7 separate regions of the Mus musculus genome follow, and regions 1, 2, 3, 5, 6 and 7 are each linked to region 4. Evidence: chromatin loops called from intact Hi-C (ENCODE). Cell type or tissue: heart. All regions are shown on one strand. Region 1 has its middle 8.6 kb from the start of Gm35399. Region 2 has its middle 20 kb from the start of Gm35692. Region 3 overlaps Gm46607 (a long non-coding RNA gene). Region 4 holds the start of Vegfa (vascular endothelial growth factor A). Region 5 overlaps Tmem63b (transmembrane protein 63b). Region 6 holds the start of Slc35b2 (solute carrier family 35, member B2). Region 7 has its middle 9.7 kb from the start of Gm36122.

Region 1 (4,000 bases), 450 kb before region 4:
TTTTGAGTCAGGGTTTCACAGTGTAGCCTTCCTTGGCTGTCCTCGAACTCAACTCTGTTAGACCAGGCTGGCCTCAAACTCACAGAAATCCCCCTGCCTCTGCTTCCTGAGTCCTGGGATTAAAGGCACGCACCGCATCGTCATGCCTGCCTACAGAATCCCTTTTTCATCCTTTAGCCTTTCTGTTTTCCAGAGTAAACCAGGCACGCATCGAGGAGTCCCAGTCCCCAGCTATGGGAGAGCTGAGTCATTCATGATCTCTGTGGCTCTCCACCTGTTACCTTCCCTGCTTTACACATGAGAGACTCTGAGTACCTGGTGTAAGGTGACCTGGGCACGAGGTGCAGTGGTATAGGTCCCACAGTCTGACTTCCTCACAAGCAAGTGGAGAAGGTGCTCCCATTGAGGTGGGGGGCAGGGAACCTGTGACATCACATACTTTGCTTAGCTCCAGCAGCCCCTACCCCAAACCCAGGGTGCATCCCGTCTCCAAAGTCTTGGGATTCCTAGCTGACTGACTGACAGCAAGAGCCCAAGCAGTAATCCACACTGGAAGAGGTAACTAGGTAAGTATGGCTTGGTTCTCAAGCTCCCAGCGCCCAGAGGTGTGGGGGAGGGGAGCAGGTAGCTTAGGTGGACCACCCCAGGATGCCGAGACTCATCCTGGTTACCAGGGGACCTTACGGGGCAGCAGCATTAAGAGTATCTTCTTGCTGTTCAGTGGTGGTGCACACCTTTAATCCCAGCATTTGGGAGGCAAAGGCAGGCAGATTTCTGAGTTTGAGGCCAGCCTGGTCTACAGAGTGAGTTTCAGGACAGCCAGGGCTACACGGAGAAACCCTGTCTCGAAAAACCAATAAATAAATAAATAAATAAATAGTATCTTCTTACCCTGTACCAACTCTAATAAATAAATAAATAAATAAATAAATAAATAAATAGTATCTTCTTACCCTGTACCAACTCTAGGCACGTGGTTTAATTCCCTTAGCAGAGCCTGCCCGATGTTCCCACTCCCTGGCGAGAAACCGGAGCCACAGAGAATGGCTTTTCCTGGTTTGAACAGCTGGGCCCAAGACAGATGACTCTGTGGGTCTGAATTCAAGCCAAGTGGCCCTACCCCCTGAAAAGGCCAAGGAAGAGCGTGCTGCTGTCTCGGGCCCTGCTGATCCACACTTAGCACTTCCCCACAGCTAGGACCCAGAAAGCCGCGTGCTCGGGACTACCGGGAGGGGTAGAGGGCTGAATGGGCACACCATGAAAACAAACAGGGTAAGCCTGTTTTTCTAGCCTGGCTAGAACACAGTCATCGATGGGTTAAGGAGTTGAGGACTCTGGCCATTCCCACCCTAGGAACACTACGGTCCCCAGGGACCTGTATGGACTGCCAGCCTAGCTGTGACATCATTCTGGCCAATCTCCTGCCGTCACACTTTCCTGTTTGCACAGCCAGACAGCACAGTTCTCTGCTCACATCCATTCCTAGTTGCTATCAACTTAATTCTACGAACAATTTAGTTTAGGTGAGAATTGAGGTTCTCCTGTCTCTCCACTTCCTTGTACCCTTGTTTTCACATCTCCTCCTTTCTATACCTAGAGGTTTTTAAACAAAGGTAGAATTTACCAGTCTTCTCATGTAAACACCGGAAAAAGCAGACATCCTTGCAGTCACTGGTCTGCTCAATTGCAGTGGTGGATTATGACCACAAGGGGGTGCTCTGCAATCTTCACCATATTGACCCACACAGTAAAGGACTTTTACATCAGTGGCAGCCATCCAGAAAACAGCAGTTCAGTAGACTGCTTTGAACAGAGACCAGAGACGTCAGGAAGTGATGTACAACATTGTGGCAGGAAGGATACCTGGCAGTCCCTTGCTCAAGCTTCCCTCCCTCCCAGGAGGAGGAAGTAACCTGCAGTGGGTCCTGACTCTCCTTGACCTTCAAGGTGGTGCCTACAGAGCTCACTTGTGGTCAGAAGCCATCAGTGTAGTTACTCAGGGACAAGGCTATGCATTAGAAGAGTTTGAGGTGGGGGAGGCTGAAGAGAGATCTCAGTGGTTCTTAAGAGCACTGGCTCCTCTTACAGAGCACCTGGGTTCAATTCCCAGGACCCACATGGTAGTTCACAACTGTCTGCAACTAGATGTATATGCAAGCAAAACACCAATGTACATAAAATTGTTTTTTTTTTTTAAAAAGACTTTGGGAGAAAACGATTATATTCCAGATATTTTCTTCAACACTGGTGGCAGAATCATAAATGCCCCCCTCCGACACCCATTCAGGTCAGTGCCAGAGTTAAGAGCCTACTAACATTCAAGGACATTCAAGCAATGAATGTCACCACATAGGTGGGTGGGACATGAGATGGGGTAAACTTGACAAGCGTCACATGCTCATGAATATCTTCAGATCACCCCTAGGAACCAGGGAGCACTTTCAGCTCAAAGTGTGACAGGAGATAAGTCATATCACCAACGCCCTAGGGCGCAGAACGGGGAGAGACTTTCACAAGCCAATGGTAGAGAGTCAAACATCAGGGAACTTTGGGGAAGGGAGAGACACCCTTGTAATCACTGCACAAAAATTCCCTTGTGATGGTGCCATGCCTCAATCCTAGCCCTCGGGAGAGTAGCCATAGTGAGTACCATGCCAGCCAGGATGCACAGCCATCTTGCTGAATCTTCAACACTCTTCGGAAAAGCTAAGACCAGTAAAAAAGTAGTTACAGGCAGGACAGCGGTGGCACATACCTTACTTCCTAGTGCTCAGGAGGCAGAGACAGGAGGATCTCTAGAGAGCAAGTTCCAAGACAGTCAGGGCTACACAGAAAAACTGACTCAAAAAAAGGGGGGAGGGCGGGGAAAGGGGAGGGCTGGAGAGATGGCTCAGCGGTGAGAACACTGACTGCTCTCCCAGAGGTCCTGAGTTCAACTCTCAGCAACCACAAGGTGGCTCACAAGCATCTGTAGTGGGGTCTGGTGCCCTCTTCTGGTATGTCTGAGGACAGCTACAGTGTACTCACATACATAAAATAAATCTTTGGAAAATGAGTAATTACACTCTCACCAGTTCCTTGTGGCCACACACGGGGGTGGATTAGAGGGAACCCAGGAGCCAGACTGTAGGTAGGAAGTTAGAGTTTGGGAAAAAAATTCGGGTTCCCCAGAGGCTACCAGTGTTGAAAAAGAAAGCTGCTAAACCTCTCGTGAATTTCAGTACGAGGAGGAAGTCAAGTCATTGGAGCTAAGGGCAAGCAGGAGAGACTTTGTTTGTATTTTTTAGCTTGCCTCCTAGTTAGGGAACAGGCAGTTTGAACCAGATAGCATAGGAAGGCCATTTCTAACAGAGCAGATGTATGCTGGGGGTGTTTGTTGGTTGATTGGTTTGGTTGTTTGAAACATGGTTTCTCTGTATAGCCCTGCTTTCCTGGAACTTGAACTGTAGACCACCAGAACAGCCTTGAACTCACAGATCTGCCTGCCTCTGCCTCCCAAGCGCCAGCATTAAAGGTGTGAGCTACCACTGCTGAGGCATGTATGCAGTTTTGACAAACTAGTCATGGACACCCGTGCTTGGTACAGTGATGCGTTTAACCTCCAACCCACCACCAAGCTTGACCTTAGTAAGGATTGATAACAAGCAACTGGGGAATGGAGGGAGGGATGGCTCAGTGGTTAAGAGCATTGGCTGCTCTTCCAGGAAACCTGGGTTCAATTCCCAGGAGCCACGTGGCAGCTCACAACTGTCTTTAACTCCAGTCCCAGAGGGTCAGATGCTCTGACACAGACATATATGTAAGCAAAAACACCAATGCACATTAATTTTAAAAAAAAAAAAAGAAGAAGAAGAAAAAGAATTGAAAACAACCCAGGCTATGGTTGTATACACCTTTAAATCCCAGCACTCAGGAAGCAGAGGCAGGTGGATCTCTGAGTTTAAGGCCAGCATGATCTATATATAGAGTTCCAGGACAGCCAAGGTTAGAGAGAAACTCT
Region 2 (4,000 bases), 180 kb before region 4:
GCCTGTATCGCCTGTGTGCTCAGTGGGTATGAGTGTCTAGCAGAGCCTCTTTCTGGTTTCCCCAGGAATGCACACTGTGCCCCCCGGGATGTGTGGGAGCTTACCAGGGCTCACTATGTCTTCCTTATTCCTGGATAGCTCTCTTAAGTGCCCTGCTGTTTTGACTGCTTTAATTTTTCCCTAACTAGTGACAGACCTCCAGTTAGTGGTGGTTTTGGTTACCATGTGCATCATTTGAACGACATGAGTATACCCACAGAGGCCCAGGTTGCATCGTGTTGAGTGATATGAGTGTGTATACACTAGCAAGGGTTCATGATTAGTCAATGACAGGTTAAGATCATGTTCAAATACAAGATCTAGGTACTGGCTTCCCGCGTCCTCCCTGGGCCGAAAGCTAAGCATAGTTACTAAGCTTGACTTTTTGTGCCCCTCTGATGGGGCTCCGGAGGGACCACAAGAAAGAGCTCTAGCAGCTATGGGGGCTGAGAAGGCACTTTTGAAGCATGAGATGGTTATCCACAGTCGTTGAACTTGCTTCCTTGGGTCATCCAGCCTTGCCTGTCCTAGCTGTCCCTCGGGGATCTAGGCCTGCAAGCTCAGTCAGCAGCCCTGGGGTGGGGTGCCAGGTGCCCTCTACACTGGCCTCCAATCACCAGGAGCTTGCCAGGAACTCAGGAGAAAGGTCTAATAGAGCCAAGGGAGCGATCGGTCCCCTCGGGGCAGGACTGCCAGCAGCAGAGTCACCCAGCACACGGCTAGCTCCTGATCCAGGAGCCCAGGCAAGACAGGGCTTGAGGCTAGGGGGTTCCTTGGACCCCAAAGTCTTCATTTAGAGGATGGGGAGTCAAAGAGTGGGCCCCACCCTGGGGACAAGCCTGTCCTTGAAGGGTACATGCAGATAGCACTCTGGGCTTGCCTCTGAAGGTCAGTGTACTCCACAGGCACACTGCGGTGGCGGCGGGGGTGGTGGCAGATAGAACTGGGCTGACAGTCACGTACGCTGATGTCACCGGGCACTCCACCTCCCTGAGGTATCACTTTCCCTATGATCAAGCCTGCAGCCCAAGTTCAGGGGCGCAGTCACGTCCCATCCTGGGCCCGCTCCTTCAGGTCCTTTCCACTGTATCACCTCAGGGGCGACCAAGGTCAGGGTGGGACACACCCCTGCTTCCCAGTGCCTTGGGGGTGTCAAGTGACAGTGACAGGTGTGTGAGAGCCAGGAGGCCAAGGCCAAGGCTGTCCCAGAGGTTATGTGGGATTGCCAGCCTAGGGGCTCAGTTGCTGGTCTATGGAGCTGAGCGGGACTACAGCTCAGGGGCTCCTGGCCTGAAGAAGGAATCACTTAAACTTAGACACAGGGAGTTTCCAGTCTGATGGGGAGCCAGCCTGGCTTGCACTCATCTGCAGACATAACTGTTGCCTCTGGAGTGGGTAGAGGGGCACCAGCATTCAAAGCCCCTCTGTACTCAACCTCTCTAGGAGGGGCTCAGATCACCCCAAATCCATCCTCCGTGTAGATCTCCTCAACAGATAACCTGAAGACCCGACAGGTGCCCGGCATGTGACTCCCTCACTCCCATAGTGGAAGGAGAGTCAGCCTCCAAGTGCAGACAGACAGACAGCAGCGGCGGCGTCCCAGTGTCTGAGCTCCTCCTCAGGGCTGGGTCCAGCAGAGGGAGCTGCCAGCCAGCGGGAGCTGAGGAGAGCTGTCCCTGACCCCTAAGAAGGCCTTGAGGATGCCATGCCCAATGGGTGTGGGATTTACCCCGGGGCTGGAGCTGCACAGGATCCAAGCTGCCCCACAACATCCTGATACTCAGCACTATCCCCTCAGAGACCCCTTTGAAGAACACCAGCTCTATGGCTCACTAGCTAGGCATAGCTGGTCTTTCAGTCACCTCTAGAGGAGGTAGAAATTCAAGGCGGCAGAGACCTAGGTGTAAATTCTTCCACTTTGCTTTCTATGTCTATAGCAGGAAAACTGGAGAGCCAGCTCAAACCTCAGTTTGACCGTCTGTGAAATGTACTGCCCTGACCTGAGACTCAATTTCCATCATCTGTAAAATGGGCGGTGATGAAGAGCCAGCACGTGGAATCTGTCTGGCACATAGCATGTGCCTGTGTGGGGTACAGTCCCTTCTCTACATTGTGTCCCTTCCGTGTTGGTCAGGGCTTCTCCTAAGCCAAAGTTGAGAAGCTCGGGTAGGGAGGCTCAAGCCGCATTGCTCAGATGAGTAGACTTCCCGGGTCTCTTCATTCTCCTCTGTCTCTCTGTCTCTCTGTCTCTCTGTCTCTCTGTCTCTCTGTCTCTCTGTCTCTCTGTCTCTCTGTCTCTCTGTCTCTGTCTCTCTCTGTCTCTCTCTGTCTCTCTGTCTCTGTCTCTCTCTCTCTCTCTCTCTCTTACACACACACACACACACACACACACACACACACACACACACACACACACACCCCTACAGCCAGAATGGAATGGGACAGATCTGAACCAGGGGCCACAACCCCACTGACCCCTCGCCCATCCCTAACCACCATTACTTGTAATCACACATTCCGGCTGTGGGTCAGCTCCTGCTAAGACGTGCTGGCCCCTGGCCGTCCTCCTCAGTGTCGGTGCTGATGTTAGTGGGTTCTAAATGCTCATTCCCCTTCCTAGTCAACGTGTTCACTGAGGATTGGCAAAAGTCTGTGATCTCACAGAACTGACATGCCAAGAGTGGAGGGGGACATATATCAAATGAAACAAGCACAATATATGGGATATGTGGGCAGGCTTACTACACAGTCCACACGGTCACCACAGTGCAGTGGAACGTCTGCTTAGCATATGGGAAGAGATGTGCAAATGTCCTGGGCTCCACTCACAGCTCTGAAAAGAAGAAAAAAAAAGTTGCAGGGAAACAAAATTTAGAGAACAGGGGACAGGCAGGAAGGGGACAGGGAATGATGTAGTTTTAAATAGGGAGGTTGGGGATGCCTCGATGAGAGGGGACAGTTTGAGTATGGACATCAAAGGGTGAGACCCTTGCACGCGGAAGTGAACACGCAGAGTGGCGAGGATGTCGTGTACAAAGGCCCTGCGCTGACTGTACTGTCCGATGGTTTGAGGGACAGCCAGGACAGCAGTAGGGGGTAAGGAATGACGTAGTGGCAGATAAGGTCCCAGGGAAGGACACCGAGCCCTTTGTCCCCAGGCCAAACACAGACAGAGGGAAAGAGCAGAAAACCTCCCTGATGGGCAGTAAGCAAAGAGCTGAGCCCAGAGCTCCCAGGACTGGAGATGGAGACACCTAGACCCACCCTGGCTTGGCCCTGAGACTCTGCCCAGTGGAGACTATTGCCAGCTGAGGGCACTGCCTATCTTCTAGAGCTCTTGGGTAGGTGTAGGGCTGCTCCCCACCTAAGCCAGGGTGAGCTGTAGAATCTGTGTAGTGAATGTTTTGACAGTCAGTCAATGAGGGAGTGGTCAGGACAAAGAGGAGGAAGGGCGGGACCAAGGAAGGAAGAAAGGAAGGAAGAAGGGAAGGACTGACGGACAAAATGAATGAGTATTGCTCACAGATCCAGGTCCTCAATGCCCTTAGCATAGAAACCAGGCTAGAGAGTTTGGAAAGCCACCCACAGAAAATCCAGGGAGGGCAGCAGGACCCTGAGGTCTCACCTTCTCTGCCAGTTCCTGGGTGACCATTGTCCCTAGCAATGCACTCCTCAGTGCATGCTCTGATACTGCAAGTGCATGCTCCAGGTAATGGGGGGATGTGGTCTTGGAGTGTAGTCACTGCCGCTGGTGGCATGTCACCATTATCAACCACAGACTGCAAGTCAGGTTCCATCCCAACTATGCCACTGGCAGATTCGAAGTAGCTTCCCTGAGCCAGACGAGGGGACAAGGGTTCTCCTCCCTGGGTGGGGAGCCCCCTCTTACCGTTGCTCAGCACCCTCTGAGCTCATCCACCCAGTACTCTTATTTCCTGGGAGACCAGCCCAGTGTCCAACT
Region 3 (4,000 bases), 220 kb before region 4:
CTCACTCTATAGACCAGGCTGCCCTCAAACTCACTGAGATCCATCTGCCTCAGCCACCACACCCAGCTTTCAATCTCTTTTCCTTGCCCACACACAGGACAGGTTCTGCCATTGGCGGTATGACCTTAGACAAGTCACCCTGTCTCTTTGTCATAGGACACCATGTGCCCTCGAGGCACAGTGAGGGGCTCCTGAGATGGGGGACTTCAGGACTCAGAAGGGACAGAGGGACAGCTTTGCTCGCTGGCCTCCAGGCAGCTCCGTAGCCTGGTGTTATTATTGGTTTTCCCCTCTTGCCTGTTTGGCATGAGACTTTGCCCTTCCAGTGAAAATTGAAACTAATGACCATGTTCTCATCTCACATGAAAGTCTGTGGAGAAGGCAGGTGTCTCCTATCTGCTCTGGGAAGGTGTCCTTGCACACTAGGTAAGAGTCAGGTTCTGGGTAGAAAGGGCCAAGCAGAGAAGACAGCCATCTAGAGCTCAGCATGAATCCTAACCTCGACAGCCGAGCACCTGTGAGCAACTGCCTCATCTGCTCATCTTTGAATGCCCTGTCTCAGTTTCTCTCTCTGCTTGGTGGGTCCTGTGCCGGCCCCCAAGAGGCTATTACCACTGGCTGGTCGACCCTGAACTATGGACAGCCAGAATAGCCTTTGGGTTCCCACCCTTCCCGGCAGACTAAGACAGTCCTGGCTTAGCCTGCTTCTCAGAGTGGGTGAAAGAATCGGAGTGGTGGGAGCTGCTGCAAGCCCAGAATTGAGCCCCGGGCAAGTTACAGGAGCAGCTAGTAAAGATTAAGCCCAAGCCAGAATCCACTTAGCCGGACCTGAGAGGGTGTCCTGGAACTGGGTGGGGCTGAGGTCAGAGGGGAAGATGGCCAAAAGGCCTCCACCCACAAGTCCATCCCGGGACTCTCTCCTGCAAACAGCATCATCTGGAGCAGGGCCGCTGCAGCTGGAGGAGGTGGGAGGGTGTGGCCTACGTGCGCTCAGGCTTTCCCAGGCTCCCCCAGCTCACTGATGTCCCTGCAGCTGCAGCCACCCAAAGATTCCCTCCACCTCCCTCCAGCGGTGGTGCCCCGGCCGTGAACTCTCAGGGAATAAACAGGGGCAGAGCTTGCAGAGTGATGAGCACGACAAACCGCCCCCCCCCCGACAATGTAAACTCCCCAGATATATTTATGTTGTCTGGTCCTGGTCCGGGGTCCTCTGTCCGGTCCAGAGGTGTCACACCATGCGAATGTCACTTGTACAAAGAATCTGGGCTCTTCCACCTAGTGGTAGGAGAGGCAGGGAGAGACTCAGAGCATCGTGGGGGTGACTGGAGCTGGGAGCTCAAGGTGGGTGCTGCAAGCTAGAGCCTGGCTCTGCCCGGAAGGAGCCCCCAACTACAAGCTAGAGTGTGGCAAAGAAGACATGGAGCAGGAATGAGTCTTGCTACAGTGTTGCCTGAACCGTGCCTCTAGACAGCTGCAGACTGGGATCTTAAGAGGATCCCTAGCCTGGACAGTGACCTGGGTCACTCTGTGGCCTTCCAGGGCCAGTCTTGGTCCTAGACTCTAGGGTCATATGGCCTGGGGTTCTGTCTAACTGACAAACGCCCCTCAAGACTCCAGTTCTTTCTTTACCTTTTAATTGCCCTCTCAGCTGGGCACCTTGCCAAGACTCTTGTTCATATTATCTCATTTAAGTCTCACACTGGTCGGAAGGCAGGAACCACCGTTTCCTCACGACCAAGGGGAGTCTGAGGAGTCAGACAGATGCCCTGAAGTGATGGAGGCGGAACCTTCCAAGTGTCAAAACTTCTTAGCCCTAGAGAGCTAGAGACGGATGACCAGGAACCCTGGTAAACTGTCTCTAGACTGTGCCAGAAAGCAAGAGAGGCCCGGTCCTGCCCTGAAGGAGCCCAGATTAAGTGGGACACAACCCCATCTGGGAGATCTCTAACCCTGAGTGCTGTCCTCAGAGAGACCTGGTCTGAGGGAGACACTGTCTGACATCAGTCGGCTCTAGCCTGAGAAAGACAGGGCCTGCCTGGCCTCAGAGATTGCCAGTTTGAAGAACACACAGGGCCTATCCCCTGGGAACGTTGAGTCTTAGGGGGAGCCCCAGACCACAAGAAATGACTGACCACACACTGGGGAGGCAGGTGGAGCCAGAGGGCTTTGCAGAGCTGGAGAAGGAGGAGTTTGGCAAATGGTGCACAGCTTTCTGTGGCCCTGGAGACCAGTGCTGTGTTCCTGCAAGGTCCTGATTAGGAAACAAGGTTCTGCTGCCCCCTGTGCCCCCCTCTCCTGGCTGGAAGGATGTCCTGGCCATGCTCACCCTGCCTGGGAGGAGCAGGCAAACAGTACCCTGTGACAAGCAGGCCACTGGGAACAGAATATGTCTTGGGAATGACACCCAGGGAAGGCTATTTTCATCCGGGAAGTCTCCTGCTTCTGATGCTCAGCCCAAAATAACCAGGTTCCTACGGGGACTGTCACCATGGGCTGTCACCAGCCACCTGTAGCACCTAGTTCACCATGGTCAAGTCAAATTCCTTTTTTTTTTTTTTTTTGTTTTTGGATGTAGAGCTGACTTCCCTTCAGACGTCCTTAGGTAGAATCTCTGTTTAAGAAGCCCTGGAATGGTAGGGTTATAGCTCCAATACTTGAACTGGAGAGGTTCGGGGGACTTTTTAACTTCCAGGTCTGCAGCCTGCTTACCTGAAGAGGGTTTTTTTTATTTTTTTGGAGGGGGGAGTAAGGGAGGCAGTGGGAACAGGGTAGAGTCAGGTGGCTTTTCACCATCCGTGCTGTGACTTGTGTATGGCTGGGAAACCAGATCTTCTCCACATGGCCAGTGGGTTCACTGGAGCCTGGCTGTACCTGGCAGTGCCAGGCTGCCCTGCTGCTGGCCACATGGCCCCTGATGGGAGGGTTCACATGTCCCAGCACCAGCCAGCCACCTGCTGCTTCCTACCTCCCAAAATAGGGAAGGCTGGCCTTCTCCCCTTACTACCCATGTCTCGGCATGGGGCACTCCCTCCTTCCTACCCTGCACCACCATGGGAGGCGTTGAGGGATTGACCTTCAAGCCTGACTTTCCTCAAAGCTGGTATCTTGATGTGGCTTATGGAAATTGTTCAGATTCTGGACTGGCTACAGAATTGGGGGCTTCTTGTAGGAATTAGTGTCCTGCATTAAGAAGTACCCCACATTCTCTTCTCTTCAGCATCCAACACAACTCAAGGGGCTTGGGCTGTTGACCCGAGCAGTGTGTGTGTGTGTGTGTGTGTGTGTGTGTGTGTGTGTTGTATGTGTATACACACATCTTTGGAGTTTGTATGTATGTTGCATATGTGTGTGAATATATGATCATGTTTGCCCACCTGTGTAGTAGTTGTGCATGAGTATATACATGCATTTGGAGTTTGTGTGTGTATAGACATTTATATTTGTGTATGTGTGAGTGGAGGCCAGAGTCTGACAATGGATTTCTTCTTCAGTGGCCTGTTGTTATGAAGAGGGTCTCATTGAACCTGGAGCTCAGTGATTCAGAGACTCCGGCTATCAAGCAGGCCCCATGGGTCCCTCTGCCTCTGCCTCTCCAGTGCTGGGATGAGAGGCATTTATTACTGTGTCCAGCTTTTCATCTGAGCAGGGATCCAAACTCAAGTCCTGATGCTTGCCTAGCGAGCACTTGACTGACTGAGTCGTCTACCCAGCCCGAATCCAAGCAATATTAGCCTCTCTTTACTGAGGGTAGAAAAGGCTGAAGTACGCAGGCTGGGAAGGATGCCCCCCCCCCCCCGCAATGCATCCAGCTCCCCCCTATGACTCCTTTAACACACAGCAGCCATTGCTGAGTGCTTGATACCTGCGAGAAACTCTGCCAGCTCTCACCATCCATTCATGGGTTTCAGCTTCAATGAACCTTACCAAACGAATCTTTGCCGAACATCACACAGCAGGGATACAGAGGAGACGGTGTATCCAAGCCCAGGTCAGAACAATA
Region 4 (4,000 bases):
TCCGGACTCCCGCCCCCTTTGCCCGGACTTCCAGTTCTCCGGGGACCCGCGACCCGGAGCAAACTTCTGCCGCCAGCCTCGGCACAAGCCCAGCCCCCTCAGCCTCCTCCTCTGGCTCCCGCCCTCCGCTGCTCGGCCCAGATCGTACGTGCGGTGACTCTGGTGGGTGGGCAGGGCCCGCGTGGGCGGCGAGACGATCCTGGCGCCCTCCCACCTAGCGCGCACCCCCTCCCCCTCCACGTACGACGACAGAGGGGGACGCCTCGCGCCCGGTGCCCAAGGACCCGCGTGGGGCACGAAGCCCCCCACGCGCGCGCTCGCACGCACGCACGTCCCCAAGCGGGAGAGGCGCTCGCCACGGCCCGGCGACAGCAGACGGGCACGACCGCTTACCTTGGCATGGTGGAGGTACAGCAGTAAAGCCAGGGTCCAGTGCACCCAAGAGAGCAGAAAGTTCATGGTTTCGGAGGCCCGTCCGGGGCCGGCGCGGCTCGCGCTCCCTCTCCGGCTCGGACTGCGAGGCAGCCCGCTCTCTTGCGCGCCTTGGCGGGCTCCTCTCCCTTCTGGAACCGAGGCCCGGGCCGGGGCCTGGGGCGCGCGCGCGGCTGGAGCACTGTCTGCGCACACGGCCGCCTCACCCGTCCATGAGCTCGGCTCCTGAGAGCCGAGCGCCCACTGCGGCCCCCTCTCCTCTTCCTTCTCTTCCTCCCCTCTCTTCTCGGGCCCCGGCTTCTCCAGGCCCGAGCTAGCACTTCTCCCAGCTCCGATCGGTTTGTCTCCTGCGGCGCAGACCACGGCTACTACGGAGCGAGAAGAGCCCAGAAGTTGGACGAAAAGTTTCCGTGCAATCCCGCGAGCCCCGACCCCCTCCACCCCGCCTCCGGGCGCGGGCTTCGGTTCCTCGCGGCTCGCCGCCGCGTCCACCGTCGGCAGCCCGCCGGCGAGGAGGTGGGCGCTGGGGCTGGGGGCGGTGTCTGTCTGTCTGTCCGTCAGCGCGACTGGTCCGATGCAAGATCCCAAGGGGGAGGGCTCACGCCGCGCTCTGGCGGTCACCCCCAAAAGCAGGTCAGTCACTTTGCCCCTGTCCCTCTCTCTGTTCGCTCGCCAGCGCGCTCTCTCTGACCGGTCTCTCTCTCTCTTCCTTGACTTCTCTCTGGAGCTCTTGATACCTCTTTCGTCTGCTGATTTCCACAATCCGAAGTGATTTGAGGGAGTGAAGAACCAACCTCCTCAAACCGTTGGCACGATTTAAGAGGGGAATAGGAAGCAAAAATAAATTAAAGCGTAAAACAATACAGTTTAAGAAAAAAAAATTAAGAGGTTTGAATATCAAATCCCAGAGCACAGACTCCCGGGCTGGTGAGTCCGCTGAATAGTCTGCCTTGTCGCTGCGTCTCGCGACAGAGCTCCGCTGCCGCCGCTCAGCTCGCCCCCAGTGCCGCGGCCTCGCTGCAGCTCGGCTGCCCCAAGCCTCTGCGCTTCTCACCGGTAACAGCGGTGGAAGAAAAAGAGGAAATCTAGCTCCACCCCCAAGCCCCGCCCAGACCCGCCCCGGGGAGCGGTCTGGTGGAGCCAGGCACCGCCTTTCGGGGAGCCCCTAGGCCACTACCGCGAAATGGAAAGCTAAACCCCTTACCAGGGTCCACGGCCTCAAAATTATCTGTGCACCCCTTCAAACTGGGCTCAGGAACACACTGGGAATCCCAGAGTATTGGGAATCAGGGGAGACAGGAGAGTGAGGTTATATGCGGACAGGGTCTAAGAACAATTCCCTTTCCCAGGAATATAGGAGAAAGTAGGGGTTGGAAGGCGGAGAGCTGGCAGGGACGTATGAGGATAGGGACAACTAGAGTGACCCCTGGCTTTCTCCCCCACCTCACAAACACACTACACACACACACACATGCATGCACGCACTCACATTGACACACGCGTCCTCCCTCACGCAGACTCGGCTCGCCCAAGTTCACGATCTCCCCGTGATGGCCGAGCGCCCCCTAGTGACTACATTATGCACACCCCAACTCTTGCTCAAATGGCACGGGTCTTGGAAAGGGGGTGAGAGTTGATTCTTGAGTGCGGCAGACTTTGAGCTCCCAAATAATTGCGTGTTTCTGACATACACACACACCCAAAAAGTTGCGTGTTTGACCTCGGAAGCATAACTCTAGGTTTATATGTGGGGAGGGGGTTACGGGGGGGGGGGAGTATGCTTATCTGAGCCCTTGTCTGATCTGCAGTCATCAGGAGCTAGGGCCCTGGGGTGAATGGGATCCTCTGGGAAGTTTCCAGAGAGGCTTCTCTGGAGAGAATTTGGCACCAAATTTGTGGCACTGAGAACGGGAAGTGGAGTTCTGGAGTTAGTCAGTGGCGGGGAGTGAGACGACCTGTGGAAACCCACGTATGCACTGTGTAGTCTGGCAGAGCCCTGAAGGAGAGACAGCTGGGCAGACAGAGGCCCTTGTTCCTCCTGATCTCTCTCTCTCACACACACACACACACACACACAGAGATGTTGCCAGGGAACTGAAGCCAGGGTGCCAATGGGGGCAGAAGCGGGCCAGGCCGGCATGGTGATTCAAACCTACCCTAGCATTCAGAAAGGTAGGTAGGCCAGCTGCCCAGCGCTGCCGCCAACCCTCGGAAGGGTGGGAGTAGAGGCTCCCTCAGTTCTAGCCTAGGCTTACGGTTCATCTTCTAAACAGAATTCAGGGGTGTACTCTGTCCTCCCATTCTCCCTAAAACCCTTGGCTATTTCTCTATGCTTGCACACTTAGCCCGTGTGGCTCTGTCCCCTCTCTTTCTACTAAGTCCCCTTCTCCATGTCCTCAGTGTCTTCCTTAAGAGCTCTCCAAAACCCCCACCTCTAACCCACCCTTGGATATAGGAACCAGCCTGGAAAAATTCCTGGTTGGGCTTTGGCCCAGCTGCTCCTAGGCTCCCCTGGGAACAAGAGGGGGCTCCGATACCTGTGGGAAGAGAGGGACCAACCAGTCCCAGCCCTCACCCAGATCTGCTGGACTTCTGAGAAAGAGAACTCAACAATCTTCCTATTGCCCCCCCCCCCAGTGTAATCCACTATCTCCATCCCTCTGCACACAGTACTGAAGCTGGGTGGGTGCTGGCACCTCTTGGGCACCCCAATTCCAATGGAGCAGTAGTATGAGGATCTTATGAGGAAGGGAGCTGGCTCCTCACGCTATCCCTTCCTGCCCATCATTACTAGTCCCGAGTCCCCTCCTGGATGGCTCTCTTGTAGCAGGGAAAGTAGTAGTTAGTAAATGTTTGCTGGTCCAGAGCCCTCCTGTGGGTTTCCTCACCTGATCCTGATCCCTGCTCTAAGCAACTAAGAGGAGTCAGAAAGGAAAGCCACCAAATGTCTCACGTGTCTGTCTCTAACCGCAAGAACACCAAATGTAGCTCCCTGTCAGGGGGCCCCTGTCTCTCATCGTGGCATAACAGAGGCTGTAGACACTGAAGGCTCCCAAAGCGCTGCCCTTCTCATCTCCACCTCCTCCAGCTGTGATTCTCAACCCTCAACCCTTTGGAGGGACTGTCCAACAACCCTTTCACAGGGGTCGCATATCAGATGGCCTGCATGTCAGAGAGTTACATTATGATCCATAATAGTAACAAAATTACAGTTATGAAGTAGCAACAAAAATATTTTTATGTTGCCTGTGGGGGGGGGCTGGGGGGGTCACCACAACATGAGGAACTGTACTAAAGGGTCTCAGCATTAGGAAGGCTGAGAACCACAGTTCTGTGGTCTTGGGAAAGGCCACGGGCCTACAGAAGAGGGACTCAGTAAAGGATTCTGAGGTTTGGAGCAAAATGAAGAGACTTTGAGGGGAATCAGCTCTTCTCGACTTCACGGCTTTAGACTCCTCCTCCTATCCTGAGATAGCCATGATATGTATATGTATAGTATATGTATATATACATGTAGTATATGTGTATATATATGTATAAGGTGTTCCCAGATGAGCCTGTACAGGGA
Region 5 (4,000 bases), 350 kb before region 4:
CTGATCTCTGCAGGCACCAGGCATGCATGTGGTGCACACACGTACGTATGTATGTATGTATGCAGACAAAACACTCATACATATAAAGCAATGGGAATAGATTTTAAAATGATGGGTAGAGACCTGTCTCTATGCCAGAGAATAAGAGTCCAGAGCCAACATTGTGATCTTCTCAGAAGAAGCCCTAAATTCAATCTCTGTGACTATAATAAATGAAAGAAGAATTAAAGGGGGGGGGGTTACGTCTCTGCCTTTTGGCTAAGTTCAAGTGAAAAATATGAAGAGAGAACCAGAATGATCAAATGCGCTTAGAGTTTTTAATTCTGTTAACCTCCTCCACATAACCACCTTCTAAACAGATGTTCAGCATCAGGCTGCTCCTGTGTCCTCGGAGCAGAGCACTGCGCTGGAAGGCAGGTAAACTAACCAAATGTCAGAGTCTGTGTCACCACGCTGGCCCTTGCCATACCTGCTTCTCTCCATCACATTTCCAGCCCAGCTCTCCTCCCTTCTCTCCAACTAGCTGTATAGGGGGAAAACAGAGGGGTGTAAGGACTACAACTCCCAGAATGCCGTGCTTCTGTCAACGGAGCAGAGCAGGCTGGGAATGCTGTGCCCTCCAGCCAGCTTTTCCATTGGCAAAAGAGAGGGAAGAGTGGGCGAGGCCTCTAAAGGCCCCCAGCAACCACTGTACTACTGTCTTGCCCGGTGCCTGCCTGGTGCCCTGCCACAGCCTTTGTGCCCTGAGTGGATGAAGGGCAGGAGAGGAGGCAAGGGGAAGCCAGTTGGAGCCCTGGGCTCTGGAAGGGCTTGGGGACAAAGCTGAGCAGGGCTCTGGGGAGGTTCCCAGGCTGAAGAAGTGTGGCTGCAGCAGAGACAGCTACCACAGCAGCACATCTCCCCCCGGCCCTACTCTGGGGCCCCTGGGGGCCCCTTCTGCTGACAACATGGACAGTCTGCCTGGGGTAGGGCCCCTAGGGAAGAAAGGCAACCAGACAAAGAGAGAGAACAACAAATCTAGAAGAGATAACTAGCAGGTTGGAAGCAACTGTCTGTCCCTTAGCCCCTTAGGGTGACCTAGCACCTCTGGGGTCCCCTCCTCCCATTCAAACATCCAATCACTCAGGGCAGGAGCCAGGAGCGCGCTGTGAGGACGTGAGCATTGTTTATCTGTTTCTCTTGGTCCAAAGGAGTCTTTGCAAAGCCTGCTTCAGAGCAGAGCAGAGAATAACTCCCTGCATGTGTTATACAGGCTCCTTTTTCTGGCCCAAAGCTGCCTTTAAAAACACATGAGTTGAGCCGGGCAGTGGTGGCGCGTGCCTTTAATCCCAGCACTTGGGAGGCAGAGGCAGGCGGATTTCTGAGTTCAAGACCAGCCTGGTCTACAAAGTGAGTTCCAGGACAGCCAGGGCTACACAGAGAAACCCTGTCTCAAAAAAACCAAAAAAAAAAACAAAAAACAACAACAACAACAACAAAAAACCCACAAACCAACAAACCACATGAGTTTAATCACTGAAGCAAGTACTAGTTATCTAGTGTCCATTGTTTTAAGATGACAGCACTGGCTTCTCTTGAAGACAAGGATTCAATTCCCAGTGCCCACAGGGCAGCTAACAACTGTGAACTCCAGCTCCAGAACTGACACCCTCTTCTGGCCTCTGCTGGTATTGCACCCACATGGTACACAGACACGCACAGGCAGAACACTACTACACATAAAATAAATACTAAATCTTTTAAAACAAAAGAATAGCATACATGACCACATTTAATCCTCAAACATCCTGTCATTTGAAGATGTGAGTACTGGGCCCAGAAAGGCTAAGTACTTTCCCACAAGGTCTCACTGCCAATAAAATGATAGAAGCTGGAATTCAAACCTAAGTCAACTTCTACCTAAGCTGGGACCCTTCTCTGAACACAAAGGCACTTTGCTGATAGGCCTAGAACAGGTGAAGGTGTAGCCTGGCCTCACTCTTCCAATCTGTAACAAAGAAACACCAGGATGGCTCTCCCAGAGAGGTAACAAAGTATCCACAGTGGGGGGAGGGGGCACTGTCTCTGTCTCTCACCAAGGTCTCTTTATGTAGCCTAGGCTGATCTCCGACTTACCATCCTCTGCATATATGGATGTTTCATAAATAAAATGCTTATTATTTGTTCTTGGGCCATGAATACAAGAGCAGTCCAGTGCTGACATATGTTCAGATTTGTAAATATGGTCATATGTGGGTCTTGTCTGCACAGGATGCTAGATTACTACATGATAGTGTGCAGAACTAAAGGGACTTGTGGCCTCTGAATGGAGGAGTGTGTGTGTGTGTGTCTGTCTGTCTGTCTGTCTGTGTCTTGGTGTATAAATTAAGACACACAGATGCTGAGGCTCCAGGACTGATTAATATAGGTGTTTTAGGGAGGGAGACCCCAACTAGCCCTTCTCCCCTCCCCCTGCCCCCACCTTTTTTTTTTTAATTCTTTGAGACAAGGTCTCATATATTGCAGACTGGCTTTACTCTTGTTATGAAGCTGTGGATGACCTTAAATTTCTGTCTCTACTTCCCAAGTGCTGGAAATCCAACCTAGGGCTTCACGTATGCTAAGCATGTTATCAACCATGCTATATCTCCAGTCCTGACTTCTCTGAACTCCAGGAACTTCAGTGCCTATTCCCACCCCTTGTCCAAACTCCTTCGATGACATCCTCCTGTTCCCATCTTCCCTACTCTGAAGGAAGATGGGACACTCTGGGAGCTTCTACAAGATGTGGCTCTGTTACTGTGGGTGAGAGTTCCCCAGGATCGAACACACAGATCCTCCCCTGCACCCAAGGTGAGCAAGGCACACCCAGATCACCCATCCACAGGAAGGAAACAGGGACCTGAGAAGGGAGTGGAGCCAGGCAAGGTCACGGGGTAGGTAAGAGGTGGAGTTGGGCTGGTGGCTTTGCTGGTTGACTTCGATGACTTCAAGTTCTTTAACTGTAGGGGTGGGGTTGCTGGGTTGTGTCATTCAGGGCAGCTGCTTTCAAATCCAGCCTAGCACTGGGGAGCCGAAGGATAGAAGTAGCAGGTGAAGGTTCTCCCAACCTAGACATACCCAGCCAGCTGTGATCCCATTTCTCTATTTGGATAATGAAGTTTGTATTGTATAGGGATGGGGGGCGAATTTTAGCTTAACCAAATCAAGGTTGTCATTTCACTAATAAAAACTGTGTTATAGGTTAGAAGTTATTTTTTGTTTGTTTGTTTGTTTTCCTTGTAGAGTTTAGGGCTTCTTTAGGTTCTTACAAAGCCAGTGAATAAGAAATTAACTCTTAGTATGCCATCCGGGCATCGGTCCTCCAATCTATAACAAATACCAAAGGTTTTGCTTGGCTTTGGTGGAACTCAGAGAAAGGCAAAGGTATATCATTGTATCCATAGGTGGCTCCCTCCCCCATCTTTTTAGGATTTAGCGATATAGCCTCCTAGGCTTGATTCCAAGTCAAGACACAAATAAGTGTTCCACCACACCTGCCTGTCTTGCTTTTATTCTGTCCCCGGCATTACTCCATTAAGCACCTTGCAAATGTTGCTATTTGCCACCCCTCACAACCCCAACAGGCCACTGACACACAGAGAAGGCAAATAACTTGGGGAAGGTCACACAGCAGTCTGTGACAGATCCAGAGATGGGCGGAGGCATTTCGCTGCTCCTGCCAATAGGGCTCCTCCACTAGCAGGCTCGGAGGGCTGTCAGCACCAGCTCTGAGGAACGCCATGCCCTAAATCTACAGGTTTGCCTTTCGTCTTGCATGGAGCTGATTCCTAACTCAAGTGTGGGGTTTGTGGGTTCAAGTTCTAAGGCAGGGGAAGAGGACCAAGAGACCTAAGATGAAGCACACTTGGCTTTTATTCTGGACAGGGTACTTAACCAGCTCAGGGTCTTCACCTATAAAATAGAGACAACTCAACCCTGCGGCTGCTTGAAAGATTTAATAAAATTAAAAACAAAACAA
Region 6 (4,000 bases), 470 kb before region 4:
GCCTTCCACACCCCAACCCTAACCCCAACAACAGCCACTGTGTATACATAGTGCCAATGGACATACTATATCTACTGTAAGGTCACTCCTAGCTCAGATATTCTGCATGGCTTATCTCAGATCTTGTCTAATCTTCGGGTCTCTGCCATGCCCAGGTCTTTCACTGTCTGGCCTTCAGCTTGCCCAGGTCCCTGCTGCCATCCCTGGTGCCATCACTTAGGGCATTAACTCTGCTTCTCTCTGTTTTCTCTCTCTCTCTCTCTCTCTCTCTCTCTCTCTCTCTCTCGCTCAGCTCCTTTCTTATTTGCCCTTCGATGACCTGAAAATCTCCGGCAAACCACTGCTATGTACTGACTGAAGCTCGGATGGGTCCCCACCGCTTCCCACCTGGAAGCTGGATCCGCAGCTGCTGCAGTTGGGACCCAAGCAATGTCGCCCCTCTGCTGATGCTGGTCCTGGGGCTAGCATAGTCCTAAAATGAGATGAAGGATTGCAGACGAGGAAGAGCCGATCTGGAAGGAAGGACTTCCCAAGTGGCCTGGATGGAGATTCTTGAAAGACCCTCGAAGCCACTGGTATCCTGAAGGAAGCCTCCTTGCTTCTGTTGAAGATGGCATGGGCTGAAATTGCCAGCTACCTGGAAAATGGGGATGAGCAAACTGACCCGAGGGGTCTCACCTAAAATACCTTTGTGAGTGTGTTTGGCACTGGGGTGTGAACCTAGAGCCTCCCCAGCGGTAGGCAAGCTTACTATCATGGAGCTGTGTCCCCGGCCCTCTTTTCATTTTTTATGTTGTGATGGGATCTCAATGAGTTGCCAGAGATGGCCTGGAACTCACTCTATAGCCCAGGCAGTCATCTTTGAACTGGGAACTTCCTGTCTCAGCCTCCTGAGTAGCTGGGATTATAGGTCTGGTGGCAGCGGGCCACCGCAAAGTTATCTAAAGACTTCAAACATAAGGCTCCCAACTGAACCTTTGCAGTTATTCTAATATGACACTAAAATGGAAGAGAGGGGCTTTAAAAAAAACAACAACAACAACGTTTCCCTTCTACAGTTGTATGCATAGGCAGGCCTGACTCTCGGGTAAAGGCAGAGAGAAGGAAACAAGCCCTGAGCAAGCACAGGGCCTTGCTGGGTATGGTAGGAGACCTAAGTGGTTCCTGCCACCACAGGCACATCTCCTTCATGTGGAAATGCCCAGGGCTGGAGAGTGAGGAGGAAGAATATGGAGACACACACGTGTCCCTGGAGAAGTTTGAGGACATTGATCACAAGAGAGTTGCAACTTTCCTCCCCCACCCAACCCCCTTAGACTCCACACACTGAGGGCCCTGCTAGGTCATGCACGAAGAAGGAGAAGAAATAAATCAACATACTTTCCGATGCTTAGCGCTTATAAGCACTAAGCAAATGCATCCTGTGAGTGAGACAGATATTAAAGGCATAAACAACTAAATATGTGGTTATACGTTGCAATGGGTGACTGGGAAGGAAGAAAACCGTTAGCAGGAAGGAGGACAATGGAGTGGGCGAAGGATCATCCTCTGGGAAGCTTCAAGCAGGTGTCGTTGAAATTGCGATTTAGGATGAGCAAGGGGAAAGACAGCATTGGGGAAGGCCTCCGATGAATTAAAGGAACTGAAAACAGGCCAACAGGACTCTACAAGGTTGGGCAAGTGGGCGAGGAGGACGCACCAGGTCATACAGAGCCTAGAAGGTCACAATCACAGGTACTAAGGGGATGATTACTGATGCAGCCAAAAAAGGAAGAGACATCATTGTTTAAAAACTAACGCCGGTTCTGGTGGCGCAGGCCGGTAGGATTTGCTGAAGGAGGCAGAGGCAGGAGGATCTGGAGTTCGAGGCCAGCCTGGGATACAGCGTGAGTTCCAGGACATCCAGGGCTACACAGAGAAACCCTGTCTCGAAAAAAAAAAAAAAAAAACACCAAAACAAAAAACAAAAAAACCGTAATGTAAGAGGAAGTACTGGGTCTCAGATACTCAAAATCCTAGTCCACTAGATGGCAATGGTCATCATCACTCTGTGTGGGTTGGGTTGGGTTGGGTTGATGGCTGTGACCAAGCAAGCTGGGAAAGGGAGGGAGTCCCAACTGGAGTTCCCCAGGGGAACCGGGCTTGGTCTGCCTCCGGGCCGCGTGGGGTCGCTGTGGCCGGAGTGTCGCGAAGGGGGCTGAGGCGGGGAGGAGGCGGGAAGAGCGCAGCACTTCCGCTGGCTGGCTGACTGGCTGGCTGCTGGAGCGGGCGGCAGAGGGAGCGGAGGGAGCGCGCGGCCCGGGGGACTCACATTCCCCGGTCCCCCCTCCGCCCCACGCGGCTGGGCCATGGACGCCAGGTGGGGGGCTCGGGCAGCCATGGCCCACGTGACCGAGACCCCGGGGCCACGTGACCGAGACCCCAGGGCTCCGGAGGCGGGGTGGGGGGTCCTCCAGCCGCAGATCCGCGTGGCACTGTTGGGAGCCCCGTGTGGATGGGCACGCGGCATGTGGCCTACGCTCCTCGCGGGGCTTCGGGGATTGTCGCGCGTAGGGGGATGAGGGACAGTGGCGCTTCGGAGAGGGAAGGGGGTGGGGGTTGCCTGTGGCCTGAGCTGCCCGCGCGCTGAAGGGAACAGAGGCGACCTATGTGGCTGGACAGGCGGGGCCGTCCCCGAGAAGGGAGGAGGTTCTGCCTGGCCTGCGCCGGACCCCCTGAGAGAGAGGGAGAGAGAGGCTCTTTGTCCGTCCCTCTGGGCTGCAGCGGAGGGGGCGGGGAGGCCACTGGGCACTTCCCTGGTACAGTCCCCTCCGGAGGGCAGAGAGGCGGAAGAGCTGCAAACCTAATCGTTGCTTCGGCTGTCCCAGCAGATGGTGGGCAGTAGTGGTACTCGCCACACTCCCTTCCTTGGGAGCAGGTGGAGAGTCACCCGAAGCCCCTCCGCAGTCCTGGACACAGCTGTGGCTCTTCCGCTTCTTGTTGAATGTAGCGGGCTATGCCAGCTTTATGGTACCTGGCTACCTCCTGGTGCAGTACTTAAGACGGAAGAACTACCTGGAGACAGGTAATGTGGCCAGAGGGTGGGGAGATGAGGGAAGTCTGGTTGCAGGTGTTGGCAGAGCGGGACTTGGGCCGGGAGGGAGGCCAGTAAGTCAGACACCGGATCGGGCTGGCTGCTCTGCAGAGGTTGTGGACCTTGACTGTGTCTTCTTCAGGCAGGGGTCTCTGCTTCCCCCTGGTGAAAGCCTGTGTGTTTGGCAATGAGCCCAAGGCTCCTGATGAGGTTCTCCTGGCTCCGCGGACAGAGACAGCGGAATCCACCCCGTCTTGGCAGGTCCTGAAGCTGGTCTTCTGTGCCTCGGGTCTCCAGGTAAGAATACAGGCTCCCCTTCTCTTCCCCAGCTGGGTACAGACAGCCCCTGACTTAAACCAAATTTTCCCTGCCCACCCCAAAGGTTTGTTAGTTTGGGTCTGGTTTGTGTCCCTACAGGACACAGCCCAGTCCTGAAAGTGAACTTCCAGCGCTTCCTTCAACACCTGTATTGAAATGAAAGTTCACTGTACACACGCATGTGTTCATGCGCACGTCCACGCGCGCGCGCGCGCACCCATGCAATGGCTTCTACAGTGTGGAAGAAGGCCTGCCTGAGTTGTATTTTTTTTCCCTATGCCCATATTCTGCTCTGTCTGTATGTTGTATCTGAGTGTGAATTTGAGGAATTGCTGGCTAAACATATCTCCAGAGCTGCTTCCCACATTATTATTTTGAGACAAGGTCTCACTCTGCAGCCCTAATTACTCCAGAACTCACTATATAGACCAGGTTGGTCTCCAGCTTAGAGATCCCCCTGCTCTACAAGTGCTAGGATTGATGACCCACCACACTGTTTTGACAGAGTTTCACAGGCTCAGACAGGCCTTGAACTTTCTTTTTTTTCTTCGCTGTTTTTCCAGACACAGTTTCTCTGAGTGGCTCTGGCTGTCCTGAAACTTGCTCTCA
Region 7 (4,000 bases), 74 kb before region 4:
CTTGGAAGATTTTGGCTAGCTGTAGAGCACTCCAGTCCTCACAGCTGGTTAGCTCCTCCCAGGGTGGGAATACATACGGGAGTCAGGAGGTGTAGGGGGAGGGACCGAGTGATTTCTCCCAAGAACCCAGTGATAGGCTTGTGTGCCCAGAGAAATGTAAGAAAGTCAGTGTTCAGATGGAGCAGGCCCACACGTGGCTGTCGACTGTGTGGCAAGGACCACCCATATGTGGGGCAGCTCACAGTTGCCTTCAAAATTCAGAATGAGCTTGGCCTTTGTAGCTTTTCCTGCAGCTACGTTCCCACGAGGACCAGATGGCATGTGGATTGGGGACGCTTGTTTACCACACTGTTTATAATAATAAGAGCCTGCGAACAGGCCGGTCTTCTCAGAAGGGGTCTGGCAAAATAATCTCGGAGCAGTAACTCCGAGTTTATTGAGTGCCTGCTACTCATGCTGCTGCCTGGTGAGAGCATCCTTCAGGACCAGTTATCTAACGGGATCCTCACAAAACACTTTGGGGTCAATGTTTGCTTTCCCGTCAGGCCCATAAAGGAGGAAACTGAGTCACCGAGACATTAAGCAACAGGTTGAATGTCAACCAGCTGGCTCATACCAGAGTGGGGATCTAAACTATAGAAGCCCCCCTCCTCCAAAGTCTGTGCTCTGCCCGAGACATCCCCTCCAAGAGTGAATGCTCAGCTCTCTGTTAGAGGGAATGCACCGGAGTGGAGAAACAGAACGAGGCGATTCTGAGCCTCTGGGTTAAGCAGGAGAAAAATGACACAGAGCCTCGTGGAGACTCGGCTGTCTGTGTGGGAGAAAAGTTTGTAAATATATATATATTAGGCTATCTTTGGAAGAATATACAGGAAATCAGTAACTGGGACCTCCAAAGGGAACCTGAGTTATGGATGGATGAGAGGGTAGAGAGACTAACATTTCTGTTCAGATTTATTTCCAGCTTTTGGCTGTGCCTTGAGGTCATTTCACACTTACAGAAAGGCTATAAAAATAAGACCTGGGGAGTGGGATGGGAAAGGGAGGGTTAGGGCTCTTGCTACCCAGAAGATGGGAAGGAGTGGAGGATGCTGGTAGTCAGGAGACTACCCTGTCCTCTCCTCTTCCCCATGTGTTGGACTTGGGACCCCAGGTGGGCACAGAGCCTTTGTCCTGGGAACAATCCAGACACAGGGCGGGAAGACCAGTTCCCTGCCATCCCTTGGATGTCATCCTATGGCACTTTCCCCTACAGACCTCAGTTATTGTGACTCTGTCATCCTGCCATCTGCCCTGGGTTTTCATGGCAAGAGCCCTTAGGTCTAGGTGAGCCTCATTCCTTCTTGTCCGCACCCTCAACTGCAATCTTTCTGATTGGGGCTCCCTGAAGATGGGTCACATCGTCTTCATATTGGAGGCTTCTGGAGGTCAGGTTACACCCCCCATCAGACTGGGGTTCCTTAAGGATGGGACAATGTCTCCCTCAGACAAGCTCCCTGAGTGCAGGCTGTGTTCTCCTCATCCAGGCCTCCTCATACCAGGCTTGTATAGAGCAGTGGTTCGTGCCCCCTTAGCCTCCCCCTGACTCCTTTCCAACACCCCAACCTGGTACTTGTGTTCCCTCAAGCCTTTTGCCTATTGAAGCAGTGGCTGAAAGCCTGTATTGACACCAACGACCCATGGCCAGGCCATTGCATAACCACAGCACAGCCACGAGTTCCCGATGATTCAGCACTGAGGCCTACACAGCATTTATACCTCTGTGCTCCTGGACTCAGCCAGGTACCTCAGAAGCAAAGGGCATGAGCAGCAGGATTCTACTTCACCCAGGAACCTTAACCCCAGCACTGTACTCCAAGAGAAAGACGTATGCATTTGTTTTTTCTTAGCTGCCCAGACCTGGTCTTTCTGGGTGTCTGAGCTAGGCTAAGTGCCCTGCCTGAGTTCCAGGCTGGGGCTGGGCCAAGGCACCCACCTACTATCAAGATCCTGTAGTTGGAGCTTAGATCCCTCAAGTAGGGTTGTGGCCCAGGAGGAGAGGGACCAAGAAGGGGACCTCAGGGGCCAGCTTGAGGCTGGGGGTCAGCTGAGTAGTTCTTTTATAGACCACTAGATGTCACTTCCATTTCAAAGGAACCCACTGGCTTTCTTCAGTCAGGTCCCCCAGCCTCCAAGTCTTAAAGGCATACAAGCAAACTTCACCATCCCCAGAGCACCAGGACACTGGACAGCTGGCAAGGAAAGACCTCTAGGCTTGAGCTGAAGGCTCTGGGAGTTCCTTAGTAGCCCACCCAGCCCCACCGAGAACAGGAAGGGTGGAGCCCCAGTTCTCGTTCCCCAGTACCTTCATGGATAGTCTGAGGCTGGCATCTTCTCAAACAGAAGGTCAAACATGTGATTAAAGAAAAGGGGGTAACCATATGACAAGAAACAGATGCCATGCCTCAAGCCTCCTCCTCGGGCTGAGAGATTCCAGTCAGATTCCAGTTCACTGGGGGCCACGGTATCGATCCTCCTAGGTGGCTCAGTGGTCAAGAACATTTGATGCTCTTCCAAAGGACCCAGGTTCGACTCCCAACACCCCCATGGTAGCTTACACCTGTCTCTGACTCCAGCTCTTGGGGATCTGATTCTCCCTCCAGGCATGCATATGATACACCCACACACATGCAGACCAAACATGAATACACATATAATAAATTTAATTTAATTTAAAAGATTTTCAATAATTTCATATAAGAAGCTTTTCTCTACCCGTGCCCCCCAACACTCAGCCAACATCTCTTAGCTGCCTGACACCTGTTACGATAATTGATATGCAAGTATTTATTCCTTTGGAGTCCATAGTCGCCTTCCTGAGCTAAGTATCATTGACTCTCGTATTGTTGGTGAGGAACCCAGGGTTGCGGAGAGGCAGCCAAGACAGTTGTCCTTAGCTCTCTTGCTGGCCCACCTCTGCTCCAGCTCCCACTGAGCGGGAGCCTAGCTGTCTACAGCTCACATGACTGTTAACAATCATCACTTTTAGCGCTCATTCAGGGGCTTCCAAGTTGGTTCGCCTGTCAGCCTCACCAGAGGAGTTTTGAAATGGTCAATTTCCCTAATTGGGCACCTGTCGCTCTCCTGTGAGGGCTGGGATGAGCAGGTGGGGTTGGTAGAGAGAGAGGGCTCATCGATAAAAAAAAAAACCACTGAATCACCACAAAGCCCTGAGTTCGGGTGTCAGAAACCTGCAAAAAGTCAGGCAGAGTCTCCAGTGAGTCACCTTTGACCCCAGCACTATGGGGGTGGGGGGCAGAGACAGGAAGATCTCTGGAGGGGGGTGTTGCTGGCTGCAAGTTTAGCTGAAAATAAAAAAATAGACCCCAGAGTTGTGGAGAAACCTTGCTTCAAAGAAGTAAGCCATAAATTGATAGAGAAGGACACCTGATAGCCTCTTCTGGTCTCCCAGTGTGTGCAAAGTCGTGTTCATCCATGTGTGCACATATGTATACACTACACGCATACATATACTGTTTAAGTAGTTTCAAAGAAAAACCAAGTTAGGGAGCACTCTGTAGAACACTCACTCACCCTGTACCCCACAGGGGTCAAATAGGCATGTGACTCTCTGTTGCTGTTGTTGTTGTTGTTGTTTTGTTGTTGTTGTATTAGGGGGTTGCTTTGTTTTTATTTTTAAACTTTATTAATATCATGCACACATCATATGTGTGCATGCAATGGCTGGATCTGTAGGTCAGAAGTCAGCTCTGTAGTCAGTCCTCTCCTTCCACCTTCACTTGTGTTCCCGGGGTCAGACTCCTGTGTGCAGCCAGCAGGTCCACCCACTGGGCCCTGCCCCTCAGTGGGCCTTTACTGTCGCTACTGTTGAGATAGGCCATGACTCCACAGTCCTAGCTGGGCTTGAGCTTGCAGGAATGCTCTTGCCTCAGTCTCCAAGAGCTAGGATTGGACCCAGTGTTGACCTTTAAATTATGACTGGCCCCAGTTCTATGCAAGT

Evidence for each region. A loop is a pair of places that touch in the nucleus more often than their neighbours do. Peaks named below come from ENCODE experiments on the same cell type or tissue, not always from the same donor. Only the 100,000 strongest peaks of a DNase experiment are listed, where the experiment ranks them.
Region 1: it touches region 4 in a loop (2.2-fold over the local background); 3 of 42 quality-filtered maps call a loop at or near these places.
Region 2: a loop joins it to region 4, with 7 times the contacts of the local background. A loop is called at or near these places in 18 of 42 quality-filtered maps.
Region 3: a loop joins it to region 4, with 4 times the contacts of the local background. A loop is called at or near these places in 9 of 42 quality-filtered maps.
Region 5: it touches region 4 in a loop (2.3-fold over the local background); 4 of 42 quality-filtered maps call a loop at or near these places.
Region 6: a loop joins it to region 4, with 2.2 times the contacts of the local background. A loop is called at or near these places in 3 of 42 quality-filtered maps.
Region 7: it touches region 4 in a loop (1.9-fold over the local background); 6 of 42 quality-filtered maps call a loop at or near these places.

What each region holds. Positions count from the first base shown.
Region 1 is chr17:45,579,945-45,583,944 of GRCm38, forward strand. No RefSeq gene overlaps it. Among named protein-coding and RNA genes, the nearest start is that of Gm35399, 8.6 kb to the left of the region's middle. In heart, CTCF peaks have their summits at 1,692 (motif pointing right), 1,908 and 2,987 (motif pointing left); DNase peaks (open chromatin) are centred at 517, 1,087, 1,707 and 1,989; H3K27ac peaks cover 1,300 bases.
Region 2 is chr17:45,847,110-45,851,109 of GRCm38, forward strand. No RefSeq gene overlaps it. Among named protein-coding and RNA genes, the nearest start is that of Gm35692, 20 kb to the left of the region's middle. In heart, CTCF peaks have their summits at 1,680 (motif pointing right) and 3,348 (motif pointing right); DNase peaks (open chromatin) are centred at 672, 972, 1,672 and 3,252; H3K27ac peaks cover 1,920 bases; H3K27me3 peaks cover 625 bases.
Region 3 is chr17:45,813,840-45,817,839 of GRCm38, forward strand. The region is part of intron 1 of Gm46607 (a long non-coding RNA gene); the gene reads left to right. Among named protein-coding and RNA genes, the nearest start is that of Gm35692, 13 kb to the right of the region's middle. In heart, a CTCF peak has its summit at 2,148; DNase peaks (open chromatin) are centred at 942, 2,262 and 2,922; H3K27ac peaks cover 1,468 bases; H3K27me3 peaks cover 1,112 bases.
Region 4 is chr17:46,030,898-46,034,897 of GRCm38, forward strand. Vegfa (vascular endothelial growth factor A) reads right to left here and starts at 1,480. Exons shown (of 7, transcript NM_009505.4): 1 at 394-1,480. The coding sequence starts at 993. In heart, a CTCF peak has its summit at 1,996 (motif pointing left); DNase peaks (open chromatin) are centred at 564, 984, 1,524, 1,934 and 1 weaker place; H3K4me3 peaks cover 2,303 bases; H3K27ac peaks cover 3,591 bases.
Region 5 is chr17:45,680,119-45,684,118 of GRCm38, forward strand. The region is part of intron 1 of Tmem63b (transmembrane protein 63b); the gene reads right to left. Among named protein-coding and RNA genes, the nearest start is that of Tmem63b, 4.1 kb to the right of the region's middle. In heart, a CTCF peak has its summit at 1,660 (motif pointing left); a DNase peak (open chromatin) is centred at 653; H3K4me3 peaks cover 685 bases; H3K27ac peaks cover 1,051 bases.
Region 6 is chr17:45,561,710-45,565,709 of GRCm38, forward strand. Nfkbie (nuclear factor of kappa light polypeptide gene enhancer in B cells inhibitor, epsilon) reads left to right here. Exons shown (of 6, transcript NM_008690.4): 6 at 293-1,460. The coding sequence ends at 358. It overlaps Slc35b2 (solute carrier family 35, member B2), which reads left to right and starts at 2,227. Exons shown (of 4, transcript NM_001357105.1): 1 at 2,227-2,359; 2 at 2,871-3,064; 3 at 3,216-3,370. The coding sequence starts at 2,349. In heart, a CTCF peak has its summit at 2,152; DNase peaks (open chromatin) are centred at 1,752, 2,242 and 3,232; H3K4me3 peaks cover 1,781 bases; H3K27ac peaks cover 1,406 bases.
Region 7 is chr17:45,956,549-45,960,548 of GRCm38, forward strand. No RefSeq gene overlaps it. Among named protein-coding and RNA genes, the nearest start is that of Gm36122, 9.7 kb to the left of the region's middle. In heart, a CTCF peak has its summit at 2,103 (motif pointing right); no DNase peak of the experiment used is centred here; H3K27ac peaks cover 735 bases; H3K27me3 peaks cover 471 bases.